5 separate regions of the Mus musculus genome follow, and all the other regions are linked to region 4. Evidence: chromatin loops called from intact Hi-C (ENCODE). Cell type or tissue: heart. All regions are shown on one strand.

What was found. A loop is a pair of places that touch in the nucleus more often than their neighbours do. Peaks named below come from ENCODE experiments on the same cell type or tissue, not always from the same donor. Only the 100,000 strongest peaks of a DNase experiment are listed, where the experiment ranks them.
Region 1: a loop joins it to region 4, with 2.6 times the contacts of the local background. A loop is called at or near these places in 2 of 42 quality-filtered maps.
Region 2: a loop joins it to region 4, with 4 times the contacts of the local background. A loop is called at or near these places in 25 of 42 quality-filtered maps.
Region 3: a loop joins it to region 4, with 2.5 times the contacts of the local background. A loop is called at or near these places in 4 of 42 quality-filtered maps.
Region 5: a loop joins it to region 4, with 3 times the contacts of the local background. A loop is called at or near these places in 24 of 42 quality-filtered maps.

What each region holds. Positions count from the first base shown.
Region 1 is chr16:91,009,428-91,013,427 of GRCm38, forward strand. It overlaps Synj1 (synaptojanin 1), which reads right to left and starts at 1,881. Exons shown (of 32, transcript NM_001164483.1): 1 at 1,666-1,881; 2 at 597-742. The coding sequence starts at 1,763. It overlaps 4930404I05Rik (RIKEN cDNA 4930404I05 gene), which reads left to right and starts at 1,822. Exons shown (of 3, transcript NR_028368.1): 1 at 1,822-1,892. In heart, no CTCF peak of the experiment used is centred here; a DNase peak (open chromatin) is centred at 1,834; H3K4me3 peaks cover 2,537 bases; H3K27ac peaks cover 1,432 bases.
Region 2 is chr16:90,923,184-90,927,183 of GRCm38, forward strand. It overlaps Cfap298 (cilia and flagella associate protien 298), which reads right to left. Exons shown (of 7, transcript NM_026502.2): 5 at 3,915-4,000; 6 at 3,162-3,257; 7 at 2,628-2,899. The coding sequence ends at 2,789. Among named protein-coding and RNA genes, the nearest start is that of Cfap298, 9.7 kb to the right of the region's middle. In heart, a CTCF peak has its summit at 2,491 (motif pointing left); DNase peaks (open chromatin) are centred at 1,628, 1,988 and 2,478; H3K27ac peaks cover 357 bases; H3K27me3 peaks cover 696 bases.
Region 3 is chr16:90,884,229-90,888,228 of GRCm38, forward strand. All of the region lies in intron 4 of Eva1c (eva-1 homolog C (C. elegans)), which reads left to right. Among named protein-coding and RNA genes, the nearest start is that of Gm36363, 35 kb to the left of the region's middle. In heart, no CTCF peak of the experiment used is centred here; a DNase peak (open chromatin) is centred at 1,703; H3K27ac peaks cover 903 bases.
Region 4 is chr16:90,828,256-90,832,255 of GRCm38, forward strand. Eva1c (eva-1 homolog C (C. elegans)) reads left to right here and starts at 2,604. Exons shown (of 8, transcript NM_001199210.2): 1 at 2,604-3,177. The coding sequence starts at 3,018. In heart, a CTCF peak has its summit at 1,699; DNase peaks (open chromatin) are centred at 1,816, 2,556, 2,856 and 3,616; H3K4me3 peaks cover 2,452 bases; H3K27ac peaks cover 1,910 bases; H3K27me3 peaks cover 1,105 bases.
Region 5 is chr16:90,932,638-90,936,637 of GRCm38, forward strand. It overlaps Cfap298 (cilia and flagella associate protien 298), which reads right to left and starts at 2,212. Exons shown (of 7, transcript NM_026502.2): 1 at 1,945-2,212. The coding sequence starts at 2,083. It overlaps Synj1 (synaptojanin 1), which reads right to left. Exons shown (of 32, transcript NM_001164483.1): 32 at 3,460-4,000. In heart, no CTCF peak of the experiment used is centred here; DNase peaks (open chromatin) are centred at 1,764 and 2,444; H3K4me3 peaks cover 2,286 bases; H3K27ac peaks cover 1,571 bases.

The DNA.
Region 1 (4,000 bases), 180 kb after region 4:
AGCACATATGTCACATGAAATATTTTAGGAGCTGTCTGCAATTCTTATTAAAGATATAAAAGCTTAGGCTGGAGAAGCGGATGGTCAGCACTTGCCTAGAGTGACTGAAGCCCTGAATCTGACCCACCAATACCACACATGAGCACAAGGGACACCTGAATAAATAAATAAACAAATAAGGGTTTGATGTATGATGCACAGATCATACCATTCCTATTAAATCTGACTAACAAAATTCTGGGTATAACAGGAGATGCAAGCTGTCTTATTGGGTTAATGTGATAAAGACAAAATTGCAACACCATTTTACAAAAAGATAAACTTCTAGAAGCAGAACAGATGGAAAACAAACTCCCAGCAGCAAAATCTGCACCGCCCTGCACCACCATCACCCCAATAAAAACCCTAAGCTATCTCAGTTTACAGAAAATAAGGCTTCATTCAAATTAAGCCAAAGCACAAACCCGTACGCTAAAGCTCAGAAGATCAAATTCAGGGAGAAGGTTCTCAAGAACCTTTTTTTTATAAACTGTTGAACTCGCGAGTTACAACCAAAACAGAGATCAGAATCGGGCAGGTGAAAACACGTGACTTACAGAGCACAGCCACAGCCCCAGACTCGAACATGAGACATTCTTCCTTATGCCTAGTTTCCACTATGAGGCTGAACGGTGGGGGATCCAATTTGTGGTAGATTCGAAATCCTTTGCTGAACGCCATTCTCCTTTCTTCAGAGGCAGCCCTGTGGAAACCAAGTCAATGCACCTGAGGTTTCCTTCTGCTGCAAGGACTGCTAGGCGTCCTCCTGAGGTCCCTCACTGACAAGTTTGATGGGGGTTGGGGGTAGAGAAAAAGAGAGCTCAGGGGTGAACGGTTTATTCCAAAAGATAAGGCGTCACCTTTTTTTTTTTTTTTCTTAACCAAAAGGCAAAAGGAAACGCGTCCAGTTCTCAAGATACGGCAGGACAAGGCAGGGGTTTTTAGCACCGTCGGTCCTGATTTGGATAAGGTGGATTTCCCATTTAATTTATGTTTCCCCAAAGGGAAAATCTGTAGCGTATTTTCAGTTGGGGTTGTTTATCGGCTTCCTGCTTCACGATCTGTCACTACGGGAAGGGAACTGATGGGGAAACTTCAAGCCGATCCCTAGGCGGAATGGGCAAGGGGATGGGAGGGAAGGTTAATCAGGCTGATTCAAAGCTCCTGAGGGGGCCGGAGAGGGACGGGATTATCACACCGCGGACTCTCCAGGGCGGCGGCGAAGGGCAGGGAAAGCCACACAGGTGACTGCCGCCTCCTGCCCAGTCACGAAGCTCACCGTGACGAATGGATCCCACCGCCACTCAACGAGATCCCGGGGAGCCGGGGGGAACTGAGGCACCGGGCGCTTCAGCGCCTCCATTACGCACCGCCAGAGATACCCGGGAGCCTGTGCCGACGGGGTCCTTTCCCGCCCGCTGGGTGACAGCCGCTGTCACGGCAAGCCACCCGCAGCCCCGGGGTCTCCACACAACCCGCCGCCCTCGGCCCTCGGCCGCCTCTCACCGCTTGCGACCCGGCTGCGACGGCCGCCACCGCTCAGGAAGCGTCCACCCGGCCGGCCGGCTGCCCCTGGGTAGAGCCCGGGCCGCTCCCCGCCCCCCGCCCTCCCGCCCGCTGCCTCACCTCTTCCTCCGGCTCCTCCTCCTCCTTCTCCCGCAGCCTCCGCCGCTACAGCCGCCCGAAGCGTCACTTCCGCTCCAGCAGGTCCAGCTCTTCCGCATTGCGCCGCTGCCCAGGCGGAAGGCCCGCCCCTTAGGGTGAAAGGGCGGAGCCGTTTCCGCCCACGCGGGACCGTGCTGCCGAGCAGGGCGCTTACTGGTCACCGGGTTCCTGCGGCCGCCGCGTCCTGGGTCCGTGAAGCGAGCCTCCGTCGCCCCGGGAGTGGGAAGGTGGCACGGCCAGGGGAGCCGGCAGAGGGAGGGTCCGTCCTCCTCGCGTGGAGCCCTGTAGCTCTGCCCTCCCCGCGGGCGACAGGGAGGGACTTCAGGAAAGAGCTGGGGGAGCCCGTGTTGATTCGTGCTCGAGTCGGGCATCAGGACCACCCCCTGCCGCCTCCGCAGACCTGATGGGCGATGGGCGAGTGCGAGGCGGGGGACGGTGTGCACCCCGCGCCGGCTGGGTGGCGCTCGAAGAGCTGTCCATGGTGTCTGTCGTCAGGGAGGCAGCAGGAGGCTGTTCCCTGGCTGTTTCAGTGTGTTCTCCGAGCTCCAGGGGCGATGGAAGAGTGCTCAACCGAATGCAGTGGAGAGTGGGGGAAGCCAGCAACCAGAAACTCCAGGCAGTCAAACAAAACATGGCTGTCACTGTCGATTTGCCAGCCGTGGAATTTTATAACTAAGGGCATCACACTGTTTCAAACTATCTTTTTAAACGAGACATTATGTCTAAAACTTGTGTCCAGCAGAATTATTCTGCCTATACTTCAGAGACAAAAATGGGAGGACATTGTAGTCCCTGGGGCTTTAGAGAGGAATTGAGAATCCAAGGAGCACGGCAATCATGTTCCATTTGCCTTTGCTTTCCCCTAGCCTCTTCCCCTTTTTACTTTCTTCCCAAAAGCACAATTTAAATATGACGTATTGCATAAAAACATTTCCTCTAACATGCTGTCATGTGACTCAACGCTTCTCTATTTTAGAGAAGACAAATCCACCCTAGTTTTAAAATATTAAAAGCAAACTAAACACAAGAGAAGCCACCTCCAGCCAAGGAGATACACACTTGGATTCAGTTCTTAGATCTTTTCACTTAGTCTCCTAAGAACAACTTTTACTTTTTTGTTGTGGTTACAGTAACCACAAGCTTATAATAACAATTGCTTGCTGTGAATTGTGGTTAGCCATTTTTCCCTCCCAAGAAGTGTCCATTTCAGGTGGGGACAGTCCTTTAAATAAAACAGGGATGTTTGAGAGTGGGATTTTTCTTAAGTGTGATGACTGTATATGACATGCACCGACAAAAACGGGTTCAGGAGAGCTGGCCACTGAATTGTAGTACTTTGGAGGTAGCTTTTGTTTTTTGAGACAAAGTAGCACAGAGCCCAGGCTAGTGTGCCAACCATACCTGGTTTACGTGGTGACAGACTGAACCCAAAGCTTCATGCGTACCAGGCAGGCATTCTACAAGCTGGGGGGCATCCCCAGCCCTAGGGATGAACCTTTTTATGACAACTGAAATTACCCCAAGTGGAGCTGTAATCAAACTTGCTTACCCCATCATTCTTTTCACACCAAGAATCCCTGTGAAACTACACCAAAAACTCTTTGTCAAGGTGGAAATCATGGCACTAAGCGCTTTCTAAAGCCAGCCTTCTGCCTATTCTTGGTATCCTGAACTAAGAAAGCGGAGGTCCAAGCTTCTGTTATAATGTCTTTCTTCAAATTAAGCTAAAGCAGCAGTGGTAGGTCTTAGCTTTCCCAAGTCCTTTCAAAATACATTTTTAATTATAAAATAAACCCAAGATTTGAAAAGCATACTAGTGACCTTTGAACATTCCTTATTGTCCCTTTTCTATTTATTATTGTTACAACATATCCAAGTAGCTGCACGTTTTAGCAAACCAGTGTCTATAGTAGACTAACTCAAAATATATAGGCACAGTCTAAAGCTTTGCAAAGAAGCCAATTGTGCTGACTGGAACTGAGCAATGGTGAGGCTGTCAGAATGCTCATACCCTGATTCTTGTCGCTAGCAAACGACAGATGACTGGGTGACCCGAGTCTAAAAAAGTTTTGGATATCTGGTAGACTGTTGTGGTTATACAAGAGACCGAGACGAAATCACAGGTACCGTTTGTTACAAAGGAGGCAGAGGGGAATCAGGTCCCCATGTAGGGGCATGAAGACAAATGGTAGAATGGAGAATTATGACAAACCCAGGTGCACCAGAAACCACTAGAATCTATACGTTGAGCTGAGAACCTTTATAAGATACATGATTCCAGTGACAGTTATTTCCA
Region 2 (4,000 bases), 95 kb after region 4:
GTTTGTCAGCTAGGTCAGCTCTGAGCCTAAGGTGACTGCTGGAGTTTCTGCCTTTACATATGTATTCTAAATTAGAAGAAAGGAAGAAACCATTTCAAATACTTTAACAATTTTAAATTCTCTCTCTCTCTTTCCCTCCCTCCCTCTGTGTGTGTGTGCGTGTGTTGCATATGTGCAGGTGCCATGGAGATCAGAGGTGTCAGGGTCAGACCTCCCTGGAATTGGAGTCCCAGGTGACTGAGCTATGAGTCATGAGTACTGAGAATAATCCTCCCCGACATGGCGAGGGGCCCTGGAATCTCGTCTCACCCTCTCTGAAAGGATGAGACTGGTAGGTTCTGCTAGGTTCTGGATAAGGAAGGAGTCAAAAGGCCGAGATGCAATGTTACAGTACTCTGAGCAAGTGGCAGATAGCTGTTAGCTGGACGGACATTCGCTGCAGCAGAGTGGCCAAGGGACAAGGTGGTCCTGTGACAGGAGTCTGGCTAGACACTGGCAGCTGGATGGCTTAAAGGAGTTTAAGTGGCATCAAAATTTATTACTAGCATTCTTGATCATAGAGAAATATTCAAATTGTGTCAAAAGACAGAGCCACAGCTGGCTGGTACAGACATTGGCTACTTCAGAACCCAAAGATGTACCAGGTCAAAAAGAAAAGAAACACAAGGCTTCATTTTCAGTCTGCACGGTCAAGGTGAGGTCTGCCGAGAGTCTCTCAGAGATTCAGCAGCCATGTAACCCAGCTGAGACACTAGGTGGGTAACAGTGTGGCCATCTGCCAGGGGACCCTTCTTTATGGATTATTATGGAGGGGGACCCCCCCCCGAACATTTGGCTCTCAGTGGGGTCTGAAGCAGAGGACGAGAAGGTTGTGCGTTGCTGTTTCTTTCCTCAGAATGAGAAGCGAGGCTTGGGATGGTGAGTCCTGTCCCTTACATGAAGCAAGTGTCACTGTGAGGCCACGGGCAGCACCCATGTCTGGTAGCATCGATGCCAGTTTCTAATCAACATAGTTTCTAAAAGTTCTGCTGAGATCACATGCCTTGACTCACTCTCCCGTGTAGTTCTGAGCATGAATCGTCTACACACAAATGGGCAGAGGCAGGTTCCCCAGATACAACTCGAGGCTTTAAGAACAAACGTCATTCAAGGCCAAAACAATCCAAGGAAAAACTTAAAAATTATAATCAAAGGAAGGGGGAATAGATGCAAATCTGGATTTTACAAAATTTGATCAATTGAAATAGCAGGACCACAAAGTGGCTAGCTACATCTGGCTTTGAGAAGTGGCCTTTTGGGGCCCCCTCTGGTGAAGTAGCTTGGGAGGCCAAAGTTTCTGGGAGAATCTCAAGGTGCGGGGCTCAGCCTCACAGCTTTTCCTGGATGCCCAAGTCTTCCTCCAAGTGGAAACAGGGACATCTAGCTAGCTTTACTTCTGAGGATGAAGCCAGGCAGAACAAGTGGCTTGCTCTCATCCCAGATGTGGGGTGCTGGCTCGGGGAAAGGCTGCCTTGCATCAGGCAGGACCTGTCCAGGGCCAGCTCCCCTCGCTCCTACTGCTCCTTTCAAGGCTGTGGTGGCTGGCCTGGGGTGCGTAGGTGGGAGGGGCAGTGAGTGGGAGGAGCGTGGGACAGGAAGTCCAGCGCAGGGAACAGTACTATGCTTCCGTTCCCTTACAGGGCGCAAGAAGAATTTCCTCTTAACTGAGCCAGCATCCTGGAGGCCAAGGTCAAGGGTAAGTGTGTCTCTAGGACACTTGTAGCTGCAGGGAGCAGCCTGGGTGTGCCTCATTTGATGGCAGCGCTAGGTGTTGGGGGTTACAGTGGCTTAGGGGGAATAGTGACTTTAAAAAGGCCCAGTGCCCCAGTATGTCCTGCAGGTGGTCACAGGCGCACAAACCTGTTGTCATTAGCCTGATGGTGTACAGCACAACCCAGGGACAGCAGGCAGCTGAGCCTGCAGTTGGTGTGGCCATCCCCAAGCACAGCCACTCTGTGCCAGCGTCACAACGCCTTTTCCCAGCCTGTTTAGTGAAGGAGACTTGAATGGTTAACTGAAGAAGGGTCAAGGTGCCAGGTTAGCCTAGTTGGCTACCAACCTGAACCACGGGTGGCTTCTCCTGGCAGATAAGGCCAGGGGGTAGCCCGGAGCCAAGCTTACCCTTGAGGGCTAGCACAGTCAGATATGACAGTGGGTCCACCGAGTGCAGGGTTCCCACCCTTCCTGATGCTGTGACCCTTTAACACAGCTCCTCATGTTCTGGTGACCCCAACCATAACATTATTTCATTGCTACCTCATAACTGTCATTTTTCTGTCATGAATCGTAATGTAAATGTCTGACATGCAGGACATTTGGTATGCAACACCCGTGAAAGGGTGGGTCAACCCTGGGCTGAGAACCATTGCCCTAGTGTCTTAACCTAAAGCCAACTCAGAATTCAACCCATCCACATGGAGAATGACAAGACTGCAGCCAGCGGCCTCTAGTGGCCATGACGGCTGAGTTCCACATCAGCTACGGACCAGCTGGCTATCTTGCTACAGAGGAAACTCAGATCCACTCCAACACAGGCACACACAAGGTAAGGGACAGGAAAGACATGGCTCTCATGACACCAACAAGTTAAGTCCTTAGATGTGACACAGCTGTCCTAAAACATTCTCTTTTGAATGTGTATTTATTAAGTTCTAAAACTGTGAATGACTTATTTCAAAAATTCAAACTAAAGGAAAACCAGGAAGGTAGGAATTTGGTGGGTTGAGGTTCTGACAGTCAAGTGTTGGCTTCACCTGGGCCGCCACTTTATGTCTTTTACGCCATGAAAATGTCTTTTCAAAGCCGTGTTGTCAGCCCACGGGGAGTTCAGACAGGAGTCATCGTCATTCTCTTCCAGTTTCTGGAAATAAACGCGCCTTACTCAGGACAACACTTCAGAGGTAGTTCATATAGACTGAGGGAAGGACCCGGGTCACTTCCTGCCACCCCAGCACGCCCCTGCCAGTAGTGGGACCCCCACGGTCTAACACTGGAGACAGCCTTGGAGAGCTGGAAGGCCTTCCCCAGCACTGTGTGGATGGATGGTAGAGGGCCCGGCCCGTGGGGGAGGCACGGGATGCACGGTGTGCCCAGCTCCACTGCCCCTGCCACCCAATGGCTACCTTGAGCTCCTCCTGTCTTCTGTGGTAGAACAGCATCAGCTGCTTGTGTTCTTCACTGCTGATGACAGGCTCCCGGGCTGGGGCACCCTGCCCTCTCTGCAAAGGCAAGGGCAGAGTCAACAGGGCGCCAAGACATTCTCTTTGCAGGGACATCAGAGAGTAACAGGTTTATTCTATAGCTGTCTCTGCTAACAGCTAAGATGATGGGCTGCTAAGCCACTGTGGGGTCGGGCATGGGCATGGATATGGCTGGCGCCCTGGATTTGTAGTGGACACCATCTATATCATGGTCCAGCACAGACAGGGTGATACTCAGAGTCATAACTTAGGAAACAGAAATCTCCAAGCCTTGTTCCCCAAAGTACGCAGTAATGGTTCAGGAGTGTGCCCTAGACACCTTGGGTGAATGGCTCCCCTTGCCTCCCACCCTTTTCTGCACACAACAGCAGCAGCCTGAAAAGCCCTATAACCCCGGTGGGCTGCATTGTCAGTATGAGGACATTTCTGTGTGTAGACCTGCTTTTCAGGTCGAAACAACATAGAAAGGAAATTTCTACTTTAAACTGGGCTAAAGTCCACACGGGGTCAGAGGACACAGGGTAAGGTCCATGCGGGGTCAGAGGACACAGGGTAAGGTCCACGCGGGGTCAGAGGACACAGGGTAAGGTCCACGCGGGGTCAGAGGACACAGGGTAAGGTCCACGCGGGGTCAGAGGGACCCACAGTACTGACATGGGAAGCAGAGGTGCTCACCTGCTGGATCTTGACGATGATTTTGGTTTTCTCATTTTTCCCCACATAGTCAGAAAGCTTCTTTGTTCTTCTCAGCTCCTTGGCGG
Region 3 (4,000 bases), 56 kb after region 4:
CATGGTAGATTTCAGTATGCGTGTGTGCCACACTTAAAGTCATTGATTCCATTGTGCTGTGATACGCACCCCCCAGGGATGCCCAGTACCTGGCAATCAATGGAACACACTCTCTTAGTGAGTACAAGGGCATGAGAGTGCTCACTCCTGCAACTGTGTTCTGGGACCACAGAGAAGATGGTGTCCAAGCATGGAAAGGCAGGGGCCGAGGTGGTCAGAGTTGGTTGCATAGCCCGGGTTTGTATGGGATAGGACTTCCCACTTCTATCTGTTTCATGCACACAGATAGTTGTATTCATTTGGCATAGCATAGAGAAGGGTAACCGGGTATTGCTTGATGCCCAAATCAATGGCTGGGGCATGTCAGGCGGGGACACATAGCTTACTGTATCCATCCAGGGTTAAGCTGGGGCAGCCCACACTGGAGCCTCTCTTGACTTGAGGGTATGAGGTCGCTGGATACTGAGGTTTTTTTTTTTTTTTTTTTACCAAACCCTTTAAATTTTCTCCAAAATTCTCTGCAACATCTCTCTAAGTCCTGCCCACCGCTCAGTCCCAAATCCACTACCTCAACCACACATTCCTAAAAATCAACCTGCGTATTCACTTCCTATTGCTCTGTAATAAAACGCTCCACATCTTAATGGGCTTCGATAAGACACGTATCATCTTGCAGCCTCTGTGGGGCAGGAATTCAGGGGCAGCTGAGAGCAGAGTTTCTTGCTTTTGGTGCGGGGATGCCTCCCGAGGTTACGTCTCTGGTTGGAGGGCTGTGCTCCCAAGGTGGCCAACCGATAGGGGGAAGTTGGCACCGATGGGGGAGAGGTTGGCACTGGTTGTTGGTCACAGGCCCAGGGTGCTTTCGTGAAGGGGTAGCTGGCTTCTTCTGGGAATGGGTGTCTATGAATAAGAAGCCAACCACCTCTCTTCTGCCATACTGTGTAGACCAGGCTTGGTGCATGTGGGAAGAGGGCGTTCATGGACATAAATTCCTAGAGAGTACTCTGGCTGCAAACTTGAGGACTATTTGGGAGACTCACTCTGAAGTCCCTCCTGCCAGTACCTGAGATGTGCCTATATTTACGGAGAGGACCTTTAAAGGGAAGGTTAAGTTGATGTGGGGTATTTTAATCAGGTCCTGAACAATCTGATTTGTGCCTTTATAACAAGAGGAAGCCAAGAGCCCAGCATGTGCAGTGTGACAGCCACATGAACACAGACAAGCCAGCCAGAGGCTCCATGGAGCCAGCCCTGATGGCACCTCAGTCGTGGACTTCCAACTTCCACAACTGTCAAGAAGCAGGCTTCTGGGTGTGCGCCTGGGGGGAGGGGTGCACTGCTGCTACCCTAGCAAATGAATATTAAAGAAGGAAGTTGCAGCTAATAAGTGACAATGGAAAGTGACATCTTACCAGTTCTGTGGGGTTGGACAGAATGAGGTCTGAGTTCTCTGTGTTGAGGGTGGCCCAGCCAGAGGCATTTCTGAAAGATCTTGGAGTGAGCCAGGCCTGTTACCACTAAAATTCATCTGGGAGAAGGGAAAAGGAAAGACAGGGGTGAGTTCAATGAGCCATCGCTGGCCCTCTGAGCGCCAGCCAAAGCAGCCCTTTAACTTGAGCTGGGCTGGGGGTGGGGGAGCCTTCCCAAAGAACGGGCACCAGGGTGTGCCTCCGCCTCGGTGTGTCATTTCCTGCTATGGTCACATTTTCTGGGTGGGCTCCAGGCATTCTACTACTTCCTTAATAAGAGAATGAAAAACCACACAATGGACCTCAAAGGCTGGGCTAAGGCTGTCCCAAGGCCAAGTGTGGGCAGGCCTGGGCTTTTTAGCCAAGATCAAGGTGCCAGGAACTCTCCATTGCCAAGACAGGGCCACTTAAGAGCAGCCAGCCCAATTATCTAAATAAACACAGGCTTGCAAGAGTGATTAACTTCAGACCTAGTGTTAAACAATTGCCAAAAAAGTAAGAATTCAAGTGGTGGAATATCTTGTTATCACATGTATTGGGGAGGAGGGAGCCTGGCAGCAACAGAAGCAAAACCCATGTGGGCGGGAAATAACCACCTTTAAAGAAACGACAAAATCCTGGGAATGGTTCGGAGCTCAGCATCAAGCAGGGCACAGCCAGCCAGCCCTGAGTCAGACCTGAATTACCTTGGCCACTTCCTGAGGTCACGGCTAGGATAAAGTCTCTGGAGATGAGATAAAGTCTTTGGGGGAAAGATAAGTTCTGTGGCCTAAGCACTGTTGAGAGTCTATCAGCAGTGGTCCTCACAGCTTAGATCTGGGGGGTTGTTTTCTTTCTTCTATCAGTCTTAAAGACTATATCCAGGATGGACGACGGATGGCGCTCAGGGAGGGGAGCTTGCCCAGCACGCACCAGGCTCTGGCTTTGATTCCAGCATTGCATAAACTGGGCATGTTGGTGCATGTCTATAATAACAGGACCTGGAGAGATGGAGGCATTTGGGGCAGAAGTTCAAGGCCATCCTTAGCTGCACATTGAGTTTTATGCCAGCCAAGGCAACATGCAACCCTGGCCGAAGAAAACTCTAGTTTTTTTTTTCCCACAGATGGTCAGGCATCCATGTCTTCATCGCTAAGAGAACATACACTTTCTAGAATATTCATTTCCATCAGCAGTATACAATGGTCCTGTCTCCCTAAATAATAGCCTGTCAATGTGTCACAGCATTCATGCTTTAGATCTTTGACAGGGCAATCGATGAGCACGAATTCCCATGGAAAGTCCCGTATCCGCCTACAAATATTTAGCTCTAAGCAGGTTCCATGTGACATTGCTTACTGTGTTAAAAAATGGGAAAAACCCCAGATGTTTCCCCTGGGTGTTACAAGTGGATGAAAATCAGGGCAGCCTTTAAAAGCAAAGCTGATGAGGTTAGAGAGAGTGGCCAGTGGTTTGAGCGTGTAAGGACTCAAGCCCCAGGACCAGCCCAACTCCCCCTGGCCGCCACAGGCACCAGCGTTTACACGCACATACCTACACGCTGACCTTCACACATCCACATAATTCAAAGTAAAAGCCTGAAATTAAATAAAGCTTATTTGCATATTTCCAAACATGTTAATAAAGGGGACAAGCCACATGCAAAGTTACATATGCGTAGCCCCATTGAGGGAGACAAATATTTACACAGAGAAAAGTGGCAAAAGAGAGTACTTTAATCTTTTTATATTTATCTATTTTAGTTTATGTGCACCAGAGCTTTGCTTGTGTATATAGACATGTTTGCTTGGTACCTGTGAAGATCAGAAGAAGGCATTAGATCCCTGGAACTGGATTTACAGATAGTTGTGAGCCACTGTGTGGATGCTGGGAACACAACCAGCTCCCCTGCAAAAGCAGCCAGTGCTCATAACTGCTGATCTGGCTCTCCAGCTCCACCTCCAGGGTGCTGGGATTGTGAGCCTATGCCTTTAAGAGCTCAGAAAGATGCTCTTAAAGATGAACTGGCGGGGAAGGTCTCCTTCCTGACCAGTTGTATTTGCTGGGGATTTTCCTCTCCAGTGTTGTTTTGTTATTATTTTAAAATATGAACTCTTGTATAACTTGTAAAAGAAATAATGAGACTAGTATATTTAAAACCTCTGATTAAAATTTTAAGCTCATACAGGCACAGTCTTCCTTGTATAGGCAACTTCTGCAAGAATCACATTTCTCTGTGCTCTCTGGAGAGTCACATCCATTCATGGTCTCTGGAAAATCAAGGACTTTAGTACTGAGAGAGGGGAAGTTAGAGGAAAGGGGTCTGGTTTTAGTCTTTTGTGTATGCATGTGAATTGTGGCTTAGAAGAAACAACTTCAATTTTTAAAAATTTGTGTATGTGTGTGTGTGTGTGTGTGTGTGTGTGTGTGGTGCCATGTGTGTGCAATACCCAAGAAGACCAGAAGAGGGTGTCAAGATCTCAGTGTGATCAACCAAACTTAGGTCCTCTGGAAGAGCACAGAGACTCTTAGTTGTTGAGCTATTTCTCCAG
Region 4 (4,000 bases):
GAGGTGCTCATTAAAGTCTGAAAAGATGATTCAGCCCATAGCATGAATGAGTGAGTTTGGTCCCCAGAGTGCATGCAATAAAAACCAGGGCAAGGTAGATAGCTTGTAATCCCCAAACAGAGGGATTACAGATAAAGACATGTAGGTCTCGGGGCTTACTGGCCAGCAAGCCTAGCCTTCTCCGAAAGTTCCAGGGCAGTGAGAGACCCTGTTTCAAAAAGAAAAACAAGTGGACGGTACCTGGGGAATGACCCTCCCCCCCCCCACCAAGTTGTCCTCTGGCCTCCATGTGCATGCCCACACGTGTACCCCACATACATTCCCATCAGATAGACATGCACTTGCTTAGCTAAGCCTTCAGAACCTGAGTTGGGGCCTGTCAGAGTCTCTGAGGCAGGAGACTTCCATCTTTTGTGCCGACTTCTCTGCTCCAGACACCTTAGACTTCCCATTCTTCTGTGGAAGCATGCTCCTCTCAGAGTTTAACCTTCAGGTCCCTCTTTCTTCCTTTTTCATTATTATTATTATTGTTATTATTATTATTATTATTAATGTGTACATGTATGTGTATGCATGTGAGTGAGGAAACAGAGAGATATCCAATTCCCTGCAGTTATAAGCAGTTGTGAGCTGCCAGATGTGGGTGCTGGGAACTGAACTCAGGTCCACTGCAAAAACAGTCAATGCTCTTAACCACTGAGCATCTCTTCAGCTCAGGTTTCTCTTTCCAAGATCACACACCTCCAGATCACTGGTCTTGTTGGCTCGAATGTTGTAGTCAACTCTTCCTGTCTTTTCCATCTGTCTAATGATAAACATTTCCCTAATGTCTACACTCCCCGCCCCCAGCCTGCCTCTCACTCTCCTGTGCTCTTTAAGCTCCTTGTCTTTTGTGAGGATTCATTCACTTGGTGTGGTTGGTCCAAGGTCTTGTCTTCCCTGGTATAGTGATGACTCCCGTGGACCGAATACCTTCTGTGTGTCTCAGGCTGTTTCACACACATCTCCTGCATCACCTGGTCACAGCCTGACAATATGGACGCATGGAGATGCACTCACAGTGTCAGAGACATCTGGAAGCTTCTACAGCCCCAACAGCACAATGCTGCCTGCCCCCATCCCTCAGGGAGCACGGTTCCCTTACTGGGCCCGCATCTTCATGCCCTGCCAAAGAACCTGACACACACTGGTAGCCAATCTAGATCTAGATGAGGGGATAAGATAGACGAATAGGAGGGACCCGAGGTCTGCACACTCTTTCTCCAGTGGTCTTTGTGAATTGAGCAACCTTACCTACTCTTCCAGCCTTAGTTTACCCAACATAAGACGTTCATATTAAACTTATATCCCATGATTATTGAGGCTGTGTTTTTAAAAAAGATTGTGTGTGTGTGGGGGGGGGGGCAGAGTAGAGTTCGAGTTCGTGGGTCCCCTGAGAGAGATTCAGGGTGGTTGCAAGCTGCCAGCGCTGGGTGCTGGAATCTGAACTAGTGTCCTCTGGAAAAGCAGCAAGTTCTATTAACCGCTGAGCCATCTCTCCAGCCCAAGGCTATGCAAACTGGGTCTCTCCATACAAACACCAGTATTTAGCATTTTCTTCCCACCCTCAGGATCTCAATTTGGGCGACCTAGCCCCCCGAAGGATGTGTGGCTGTCATCCTCCTAGAATCTAGTGGTCCAGCTCTGAGACAGTGCCACAGGGAGGCAGAGTGTCCTCTTGTTCTGCTGGCCTGGCCTCCGCACTCTGAGCTCTGCTCCCAGAGCAGGGCGGGGCTGGAAGCCTAGACCCGCCCTTGGGCCTCATTATCTACGTTTCCGCGTCAGGCGCGCTGGGTGAACTTGGCAAGCCCTCCCGGCGGTGGATGGGGAACACTTTGTGCCGAGCGCCCGCCCGCCCGCCGGGCCCTCCTCCTTCCCACCGGCGCCGCGGGGCCTGGACGCCTGCGCTGTTCTTAGGTCTGGGGTCTCTCGAGTGCCTAGCACCTGGCCCCGCAGCTCTGGACTCCCGCTCATCGTCCCTGGTGTCATCACCGATCTATTGGTCTACGGGTGTCCAAATGCGTAGACACCGCACGTAGTCAACAGGGTCATATAGATGCCGTGGCCCATTTTAAAACAAAGCTCAATTATAAGCGCTCAGCCGCTGTTTATTCCAGCCCAGTTTCAGATCCCCGAGGGCTGCTGTCAACTAGCACCCACAGGAAGCTCCATCCGAGCAAAAGGAACCTGGCTCGGAGCCTCGTGACTGGTTTGAGACTACCAGCTCCCTCAGGTCCGGACTGCTAGAGCCTAGGCAGATTTCTATGGTGGGCAGAAAGTTGAGGACCCAGTCTCCCATTCAGTGCGATCAGACGTACTGCGTGCTTGGTGGCTGAACAACAAGCGCTGAAGGTGGCAGAGACGGTAATGTCTCTATCTCCGGGACCTCACCTCCCACCCCCCTTCCCACGATCTCCGCTCCCCTCTAGCCAGGGCTGTACGCTGCTGCCTTGGTTCTAAAGTGCGTCACGGACGGGCACCAGCCGCGCTGCTCCACCGGCCTGGGTGAGGTTGGCGCCGAGCCAGCGCAAGCTGAGCCAGCAGCTCTTGACCATCACCCCGCCTAGAGACACCGGCGTGGAAAGCGCTCAAGCTGCGCAGCATCGGGTCGCTGCTGGAGACGCTCTCCGCTTTGGGCTCGGCGCCCCCGATCGGCCTCGGCCAAGCTCCGGAGCACGAGGTGACACCCCCTAAACTCCCTAGGCTGGCTCCCTAGGTTCATGGAGCCAGGAAGATTTCTTCTGAAGAAACTACGCCTCGGCCTCCCTGGGATCCTCGCCCCGCCCCGGGTCTCCGCCCCCTCCCCTTGGCTGGGGATCCCGGACCCGGCGGCGACCGCCTAAGAAGCTCCAGCAGCCTGGACAAGGAGGCGGCAGGGGGCCGGGAGCTGGTGGCTACAGACTCGCCCCGCCATGTGACGCGGTCCTCCTTGCCTGCGATCCCAGCGCCAGCGCCCGCGCCCAGCCGCGCCGCGCATCATGCTCCTGCCAGGACACCCGCGTCCACCACCCGCGCCCCAATCGGCGCAGAATCAGGGCCTCCGCAGGCAGGTAGAGCCTCCGGGGCAGCTTCTGCGCCTGTTCTACTGCACGGTCCTAGTGTGCTCCAAAGAGACCTCCGCGCTCACCGATTTCTCTGGTAAGAGCGCTCTTGCTTGCCTCGAGCCCGCGTTCCCCTAGCTGTTGCCCAGGTGAGTGGCCTCTGCATGGGGCACTACCTGGTTGGATTAAAGTTGAAGTGTTCTCCCTAACTAGTTATCTTGCCTCGTGGGAGCCCTTGGCATCTAGGTGGTGGTAGCAGGGAAGTCAGCCCTTATTAAGGCCGGGCTTATTTCGAGTTTCTCTAGGCTCTCTTGACTTTTGTTAGTTTCCTGGGCATCGGCGACGCAGCCCTGACCTTTGCATGTTCACCAGAGGACCCCTAAGCTGAGCCCGGACCCCTAAGCTGAGCCCGGACCCCTAAGCTGAGCCCGGACCCCTAAGCTGAGCCCGGACCCCTAAGCTGAGCCCGGTACCACGCCCAACTCTGGAAGATTGCCGTGGTCTGGACGAAGGGTTGCACTTGGCTGGCCACTCACACGATAAGGGTGCGTCCCAACCAGACTCCAGGGTACCCATGTAAGGAGACTTGTCCAGGGCACGTTGGACAGAAAGTCCAAGCCAGCCTCGAGGGGGGGAGCCTGGGAAGACTGGAGGTCTGGTGGAGATGCCCGGAGACTGATAGAAGCTGACAGAACAGAGACTGGACTCAGAGGCATGACTCTCCAACAAAAGGTGGCAGCACCCCCCCCCCAACACACACACACACACACACACACACACACACACACACACACACACGACTTTCTCCTGCCAAGTCAAAGATCAATGTGCTCTTTGGCGAATTCCTACCTGACCTCTGAGCAAAATACCTTAGCAAGGTGTGAGGCAAGGCTGCAGGTGGCAGTTAGTTGTGGGGATGG
Region 5 (4,000 bases), 100 kb after region 4:
TGCAGTGTGAAACCCTTGCCAGGGCTGAGATCAGCTGTGACTAAGAAAATAACAATATCGTTAAGACAAAAACCTTCTGGGATAAGCTTCCTGAGGGTCAACGGACAGAGCTGTTGTCTAGAGGGGGCCAAAGCCCGCTCATGCCTGCAGCCAAACTTGGCCAAGTGTATGCACCTTCCAGATGGTACTGATTGTGAGGGCATGAAGAGTCATGGAGAACAGTAGAGGCTGGGCATAGGAAGAGGCCAGGTCAAACTTCAGTTTCAGGGAAACCCCAGGATTGAAAGGATCATGGAGAGAGGCTGAGGCCTGGCATCATGATGCAGGGTGAGAGAGCCCAAAGAGAGGCCAAGAGGCAATCGGTGCCATTGGTAAGGGGAAGCCTGCGGTTCCGGCAGTTTGGAAATGCCAACACCATGGGATGACCACCAAGGACAGCAGCAGCTACGGAGTGGAGCCAGCCTCAGCCTGTGAGATGTGTTCTGTGGGCCCTGCAGAGCAGAGGGAGCGGAGAAGACCCTGAGTCCCGCACCTCTGACAGCGAGCTTCACAGGGCTGCACTTCAGTTCTCCTTCCAGTGCGAGTGCGCTCATGGTCTTCCCTCTTGGAGTGAGATTAGGTCTTTTTACAGGTGCCCGGTAATGGATATTACAGAGAGGTTTGAACTTTGAAAGAGACTGCATTTTTAAAGTGAAAAAATTTAAAAGCCTGTGGAACTTCTGAAAGTTGGAATTTGTTTTATATTGAGATATCCATATTAATAAGGTCTTGGGGATAAACAAAAAGGAGAGGGTTATGGTTTCATGGTGATATGTCGATTGGTGTTGACAAGGAAGCAATTGGTTCTGCTTGGCTTTTGTTGACCTGGCATGAACATAGACGTATCTAGGAAGAAGGAACCTCAACTGAGAAAATGTCTATTTCAGACTGTTTGTAGGCAAGTCTGTAGGTAAGGCATTTTCTCAATGACAGTAAGGGGGGGGGGGGTAGCACTCTCCGGGTGGTATCACCCCTAGGCAAGTGGTCCTGGGTGGTATGAGAAAGCAGGCTGAGCAAGTCGTGAGGCGCAGGCCAGGGGCAGTGATCCTCCATGGTATTTGCTTCAGTGCCTACCTCTGTGTAGATTCACCCATGCAATTCTTGTTTTTTTTTTTTTTTTTTTTTTTTTTTTGAGACAGGGTTTCTCTGTATAGCCCTGGCTGTCCTGGAACTCACTTTGTAGACCAGGCTGGCCTCGAACTCAGAAATCCGCCTCTCTCTGCCTCCCAAGTGCTGGGATTAAAGGCGTGCGCCACCACCGCCTGGCTCACCCATGCAGTTCTTACATGCTGCCCCACACTTTCGGTTTATGATGTTAAAGACCCGGAGGTTCCCCCCACCCCCTAAATGTTTTACTTTTAATATGTCATTTAATATTGAGCCTTCTTTGAAAGCAGTTAAGTTTGATTATATATATAAAACGGGTCTTAAGGCGTTCTCTATAATGTAAAAATCATGTGTTTCCTAGGAGACAGAAAACAACACCAAGGCTCTCCCGGTGAGAACTTTCATGGGCGGCTTCAAAGCGAAGAGACTCAAGGGCCAGGGCTTTTAGCGTCTCAAACTGTCCCCCTTCCCTGCAGCCACCACTCACTCCACCCTCACCCTTGACAACTCCCACCGTCCCCGATCCCTCAGCTCCGTCCCGCCACCTTTCGACCCAGTACGTTCGCACTTCCCGGAAGCCCAAATCCCGGCTTAGCTCAGCCTCACTTGGCATCCCGGCTGCTCTCCTCCGAGTCGGCGGTTGGCTGGCGAGCCTGGGTTTCCTCCAGCCGTTGGTCTTTCATCCCCGGTCAACCCTGATGCTCCTTTCCCACCCCGGGCTACGGCAAATCTCCCCAAATCCTCGCGACCCCGGGCGCTGCCCCCTGACCCCGAAGCCGCCGGCCTCCCTTTCCGCACCTGAGCAGAGCCGGTGCACCTTCAGCCGCCCGTTGTAGACGCGGGCCACCTGCGCCGTGAGCTCTTCCAGCTCCGTGCTCCCGGGCGCCTGCAGTAAGAACTGGCTCTCGTCGCCTCTCTTCACGTGCAGCACAACCATGGCTGCGCCAGAGGCGCCGCCGAGGTGGCAAGGCTGCGGGGCAGGGACCACGAGGCCCGAGCCGGGTCGGCCGGACCCACACCAGCCTGAGATTAACCGCTGCTCCGAGGAGGAACCGTGGAACGCGGCTCACGCTTCAGCCCGGAGGGATGAAGAAAACGGCGCACGCTCGCGGAAGTGGCTGTTGCCAGGGGCAACAGTCAAACATTGAGCTCGTGCCCAGTTAGAACTCGCGCCTGGAAGGCCGGAGGCGCTGAAGAACAGGTTGTGCGGGCCGCACAGTCGCCGCTCCCGGAAGTAGCTGTTGCCCGGGCAACCAAAACCCAAACTAACAGCTAGAGGCCTGTGCGGACGGTCCGGGGACTCGGGAGATGTCCGCTGGAGGAGCATGGCGACTCCTGGATTAAGAATGAGAGCGAGCGCTGGGCACTATGGGAGCATAGCCGCCGCCAAACTCAGACTGGTTTCGCGCAGGCACGGATCGCTTCCGGAAATGCCTTCTGCTTTGGGTCTCCGGTCAAAAAGTGGGGAGCGCTGCTGCTGTGCAGAGCTCATTTAGTTCCACAGCTGTCTATCGCCCGTCCCATGGAGTCTCGGTCCCCCACAATCTCAGATAGGGCAAGCGGGCGCAGCGCTGTTCTTCCAGGGCGCTCAGACACAGCTGAGGATCCCATTTTAGTGTTATAAAGAGAAAACAAATGGATGGAAGAAAATCAAATAGAGGAGTAAAGAAAATTAGCAAAGAAAATTAACCTGTGCTTTGAAATGATCTCAAACTCATAGTTTCGCTAAATGGTGAGGGTTTTTTGTTTGTTTGTGGTGATGGCACATTAAATTTTTTACTTGCCAATGGAAATTCCTGGAAAGAAGCTGTGTAATAAAAACAGCAGTGATGTGGAGAGGCTGTGAATCTGCGGGTCCAGACTGATTACCTTGTCTCTGTTAGCTATAGCTCCTAGAACAGACGTCCATTGCCCTCCTATGGGTCAGAAATAACTTGCATATAGGCTCTGAAATCTATAAACGTAGCTTTCACTAACCCAAAAGTTAAGAATATCGTCAAATAGCATCTGGTAACTAAAGAAAAACTTCGTCTTACTGTATATGCCTCTCTGGCATTTCCACCAATGTATTTTAAACTTGCCATGACTTACGACTTTGTCTTAGAGAGCTACAAAACTTTGTGAACATGGAATTTGGGGTAACCCAAATCTGTCATGGTCATTCATTCAAATTTGGCTTCAGAATAAACTACCTCTTATTCCCTGCATGTATTATGTGCACACACACACACACACACACACACACGAATGTGGGAGTGCACACATGCATAGAGAGAAAAAAAAACCTCTTCCCTTTTGAGTAAAGAAGTCAGCTGGTGATAAAGACATATTTATTTCATATGACAGCACATCTCACAAGATATGTACAGAATGTATACCAGCAACTTTAATACTGTACTTCTATAAAGTATATAGTTATAAATACTGTATGCCACATAAGCGATAAACCTCTTACATACATATAAACAGCAATCTACTAGAGAGAACAGAGACTCACAGAGATTCTTAGTGTCTGTTTTCTGCTTTGACCAGACCTGGCAAATACACACGATGTCGAGTTCTTTGTAGCAAACTTTAACTTGCTTTGTGCGTTTCAGCAGCTACCAGACTTCCTGACAAGGCAGAGCTATTGCTCTGCAGACATTACAGTGGTTCACACCTGAGGGAGTCACTGCTCAGGGCTGCGATCCACACTGCTTCAGTTTTCTAAAGTGGATTAGCTTGCTAATGGGGAGTGGATACCATACACACTACTCACACAGATGTTACAGCCACAATCTCAACAAGTTAATTCACATTTTGAAGCACACTGCTCTAGTAATACTGCAGTTTAAAAGCTACTACTGTTGAAATG